2 separate regions of the Homo sapiens genome follow, and region 1 is linked to region 2. Evidence: chromatin loops called from intact Hi-C (ENCODE). Cell type or tissue: heart left ventricle. All regions are shown on one strand.

Region 1 (2,500 bases), 190 kb after region 2:
GTGTGTCTCTCATAGCCAAAGGGGCCCTTGGACCGGCAGTCGGGAGTCTGGGGTTCTCTGTTGGCTCTGCCTCCTGGCACATTGGGTTTCTGGACCTCAGTTTTCTCCTCTATAAAACCGGGCAGTTGGGTGGGCACGGTGGCTCACACCTGTAATCCTAGCACTTTAGGAGGCTGAGGTGGGCAGATCATTTGGGCCCAGGAGTTCAAGACCTGCCTGTGTAACATGGTGAGACCCTGTCTCTACAAAAAATACAAAAATTACCCAGGCGTGGTGGTATGCACCTATAGTCCCAGCTGCTTGGGAGGCTGAGGTGGGAGGATTACTTGAACCTGGGAGGTCGAGGCTGCAGTGAGCTGCGATGGTACCACTGCACTCCAGCCTGGGAAACGGAGCGGACCCTCAAAACAAAAACAAAAATGAAAAACAAGCAAACGAAGAAATAAAAAAACCTAGGGGGTTGTAGTCGATGATCTGTAAGGTGAGTTATAATTGATGTATTGGAATATTTAGGAAAAGGGCACTGGGAATATGCTAGGAACACCTGATGGAGGTATCTTTATTTCCACGGCAGCTTCGTGGATACGTCTCATTGATTCTCATGGCATCACTTTCCCCATGTAGGTGGGCAGACATTGTTACCCCTGTTTAATAAACAAGGAACCAACAGAGGCTTAGGAGAGGAGTTGCCTGATGTCGCATGATTGGTGGCAGAGCCAGGATCAACAGTGGGGCAGGGTGGGGGGACCTGGCCAGGCAGAGACTGGATGAGACCTGGGGTGAGGAATGGCAGGCACCCAGTCAGGGCAGAAAACGAGGGTTGGGACTTACTTTGAGTTTTGGATTGGATCAGTAAATTCCCAAGAAAGAGGGAGACTAGGAGGCTAGTGAAGAACTCTGGAGTAAAGGGGAGGATTACTAAGGGACATGGAGTACCTATCATGTGTCGGACGCTTATCTATATCTCTCCCATCTGAACAAATCCTTACAGGAACCCCAGGAGACAGGTTATCTCCACTCTGCAAATTGGAAAACAGATCCAGACAGTTTCAGTTATGTGTCTGAGAAGTTCATTTATGTGTCCAAGACACATTCTTAGCTAAAAAGCTAAGCATTCTGAATTGGAACCCAGAGAATTTGACTCCCAGACTCTGGATCTTTTCACTGCTGTGATCCATCTGGGAAAGGCTAGTGATGTGGGCAAGGGGCTTATTGCCCCTTGGTGTTTGGTTGGGAGTGGTCGGATTGGTGGGTTGGGGGCACAAGGCAGCCAGATCTGGGACTCCTGTGCTTGTGACTGGACTACAAAGAGTTAAAGAACGTTGGGCCTCCTCCTCCCGCCTCCTGTGGCCTCCTCCTCCAGCTCTTCCTGTCCCGCTGTTGCAACACTGCCTCACTCTTCCCCTCCCACCTTCTCTCCCCTCCTCTCTGCTTTAATTTTCTCAGAATTCTCTGGACTGAGGCTCCAGTTCTGGCCTTTGGGGTTCAAGATCACTGGGACCAGGCCGTGATCTCTATGCCCGAGTCTCAACCCTCAACTGTCACCCCAAGGCACTTGGGACGTCCTGGACAGACCGAGTCCCGGGAAGCCCCAGCACTGCCGCTGCCACACTGCCCTGAGCCCAAATGGGGGAGTGAGAGGCCATAGCTGTCTGGCATGGGCCTCTCCACCGTGCCTGACCTGCTGCTGCCACTGGTGAGACCAGGGACAAAGGGAAGAGTGGGCTGGTGGGCGAGGCACCTTCCGGCTGGCGTGGGCCCTCTCCGGGAGGGGGCCGAGCCTCTCCTGCCCGGGCCTGGTCCTGGCGCCAGCCTCAGGCCTGCAGGTCCTAACCTCAGCCACTGCCAGTGTGGGGTTCCCCATTCATCCGCCTTTTGGAGTAGGGGCTGCGCTGAGGCAGGGGAATGGGAGAAGTTTGAAAGGGAGAGAGTAAAAGGAAGCCCTGGCCCCTGACAGCGGTGGAAGTTTGTGGGCGGCCAAGGGAATGTGGGCAGGAGATAGGCCCAGGGTGGGGCAGATTTGGCGGGGAAAAGAAGGGAGTGGGAGTAGGAAGATTAGTGCTCGGGGAGTCCAGACGGTTCTGAATTCTGTCCCTCCGGTCAGCTGGCTGGCCTGGAGGGTGTTGGGCCGTGGGGAGGCGAGGCTGCCTGTGGAACTTGGTGGAGCACACCCTGTAGGGCAGGATTTTGGCGGCTGGTGAAGTGGGGGAGTGAGTTGAGGAGTGGGGATGGGCTGGTGTGGTGGGTTTGGGATGCTCATGGTGGGAGGTATTTGAGAATGGGCTGGGACACTGGATGGGGCAGGGCAACCCAGTGGACAGTGTCCCCAGTGCCCTGGCCAAGCCCCGGCCTCTCACCTGGGGACATTCTTTACCCTTTTGCCTGCTGCTAGGCAGGTAGCCGCTGTGGGACTGAGCCTTCCCAGGGAGCTAGTCCTACCCCCACCTGGTCAGTGTCCCTGGGCCTGTCCTCCAGCTTCCCCTCCCCGCTGCTTCTCACA
Region 2 (2,500 bases):
TAAGACAGAGAGAGCCATGTTAAGGAGATGAGGTGACCTACAGATTCCCTCTGCAGCCAGCCCTCAGTGCCTCTCTGCCTCTCACCTTGTGGGAGAGCTCATTGAAGAAGTTCTTGGCCAGGGCAGCAATCTGAGGCTCGGGGTCGATGAGCAGCACCGCCATCTCGCTGACCTGCCCCTTCACCTTCACCATGTCCTTGAGGATCAGGTGGGTCATCACCAGCCCCGCTGTTTTCCGCACTTGCTGAGCAGGGTCCCGGAGACTAGGAATGGAATTGCGGGTCATGGGGACCGAGACCTCCGGGCTACACCCTAACACTGGTAGAAAAGGCCCTCAGCAGGAATCAATTATCCCATGCTCTGCCACTCCAGAAGCAGTCAGAAAGCTGTCTAGAGTTGAAAGCTGGAGTGGGGGAAAGAGGTGAAGCTTCTAACCAGAAGTGTCAGTCCCACTGGGGTGACTCTTAGCCAGGGGCCTGTACAGGTCAAGTATCAAGCAGATGTTCGCGGTGATGCCAAAGCCTAGGGGAAGAGCCCTGGTGATTCTCACACTGACTCTCAACAGACTCCGGGGCTCCTGGGAACTGCCACCACGTTGTGAGGGGTCTCTTACCGAGCATACAGATGAGGAGTCCAGGGGTCCACCAGATTGGGAAAGCGGATGGCCAGATCCCCAGTGGCAACCATGAGGTTAGACCGGACAATGGGAAGTGGAGACTTTTCCAGCATGGTGAACAGAAGACGAAGCTGGGAGTCGCAGAAAGTGGCACTAAGAGCAAGAAGAGGATCATTAGGGAAGCCATTTCATCCCCATCTTCCTTGAGAAGGGGGTACCAACCCCACGGCCTACCTGATCATGCAGAACTTGCCAAGGGCAAGTGAAGCAGCTGCAGAGAGGTCTGGGTTGCTATAGAGGCCTGGGTTGTTACAGACTTTAAGCAAGAGTGGAACAAAGGCAGCCAGTGTCTGTTTGCCTGTTGGAAGAGTAACTGCAGGTTTGGGACAGGTTATCTTAATTGGGAAGAAACTGCTGAGTGCAGCCATTTTTCTTACCATCCAACAGTTCCATCTCGCAGATGCCACGGATTAGTTCTGCCTCTGTGTCATCTGCTGTTGCCCCAACCAGCCCCAGCTCCTCCTCCATGGTGGTCTCAGAGCTCGTATTCTAAAGGGAATGAAATTGGGGATCATGGATAAGCAGAGACAACATTTTTGATTCCAGCCCATACTTTGTTTTGCATGAACAAAGTGAGGAAGGGCAAATTCTACAAAAACATTTAGAGAATTGTCAAATGTGTCTGTAAAGAGAAAGGATTCCTGAATTAAGCAGGGGAACAATGAGGTCCCCATTTGTTTTAAGTTGCCAAAGCGTGTTTCTGCACCTCTTCCTCATGGAAGACATCGTTTCCTATATATGGTAAACAGATGGATCACGCCAGACAATGGTTCAAAGTCACAGAGGTCAGACTTTTCTCCAGCGCTGCAAGGCTCTGTGTCTTATTTGTCTGCAAGACATCATTGCCTCTAGTGGAGGGAACACAGGGCCCCATCCGGGGCCAGGCCAGCAATGGAAGCTGATGGAAAAGGCCGGCGGGTACGTGCGTGTTCTAACAAACCCTGCCTCAGACACAAAGCCTCTGTTTTATGCTGAGGTCTCTAACTCCACACTCTGCATTTACCTAAATCTTTCCTTCCTGGGTGATCACTGACAGTTTCGTCATTGTTCACACGAACCTTTCCTACGGTAGTAGCCACAGAGAGGCAGAAACTCTTCGCTTCATGTAATAGCAGAGGAGCAGAGATTGCCGGAAGGGGATCAGCTCAGTTCTGAGCTGAGGTATGAAATAAATCTGGGAAGTGCTGAGGACATTCACACACCTTCTCCTTGGGATCTTTGGTCTTGTGCTCCTGTTCTTCCCGGAGAACTCGGCGCCGGCAGAGCTCTCCACTCACTGCCTGCTCCAAGTGGACCAGCTGCTGCAGAGCCACATCCCCAGCCAGGGACAGCAGGTTCATCAACAGGAAAGTGGGGAGCATTGCGGGGGACTCCTCTGGAGGAGAGGGAGAGGGAAGGTGGGGCAAAGAGACATTTTTAAGTCCCATCAAACCTGAATCCGATTTTTACTGATCTTCCCCTTGCTCACGTGCTATTCAAACTAGTGAAGTAGTAAGAGTTGGGGGTGGGAACTGGCCCAACTTCAACTTAGACAAAAACGACACAGTGTACACTAAGGGTTGTTGCAGATAGTGGTGGTGGCAGTGGCTCCTGGCCCTGCAGGGAGAACAGAAGCTGGCTGCCGCAGTGGGTCAACCCCTGCCCACTTACTCGGGTCCTCCTGACTGGTTCTCTTCTCTTCTAGCTTCTCCAGGGCCTGTTTTGCACAGCCCTGCAATATCTGGGCACAGATCACTTCGGGGCCCTCTGCCAGTTGGTAAATGAGGGTCACTGCCACCTCTTTGAATGGGATCCAGAGTGGGTCTGGGTGGACAAAGCCTGCAG

The links. Hi-C counts contacts between places; a loop is a spot of excess contacts. Peaks named below come from ENCODE experiments on the same cell type or tissue, not always from the same donor. Only the 100,000 strongest peaks of a DNase experiment are listed, where the experiment ranks them.
Region 1: it touches region 2 in a loop (4-fold over the local background); 54 of 110 quality-filtered maps call a loop at or near these places.

What each region holds. Positions count from the first base shown.
Region 1 is chr12:6,340,972-6,343,471 of GRCh38, reverse strand. TNFRSF1A (TNF receptor superfamily member 1A) reads left to right here and starts at 1,396. Exons shown (of 10, transcript NM_001065.4): 1 at 1,396-1,696. The coding sequence starts at 1,658. RefSeq lists an enhancer at 1,494-1,593. In heart left ventricle, no CTCF peak of the experiment used is centred here; DNase peaks (open chromatin) are centred at 1,371, 1,721 and 2,362; H3K4me3 peaks cover 1,904 bases; H3K27ac peaks cover 2,500 bases.
Region 2 is chr12:6,526,442-6,528,941 of GRCh38, reverse strand. It overlaps NCAPD2 (non-SMC condensin I complex subunit D2), which reads right to left. Exons shown (of 32, transcript NM_014865.4): 21 at 2,327-2,494; 22 at 1,879-2,051; 23 at 1,054-1,165; 24 at 851-974; 25 at 614-769; 26 at 86-263. Among named protein-coding and RNA genes, the nearest start is that of GAPDH-DT, 6.7 kb to the left of the region's middle. In heart left ventricle, no CTCF peak of the experiment used is centred here; no DNase peak of the experiment used is centred here.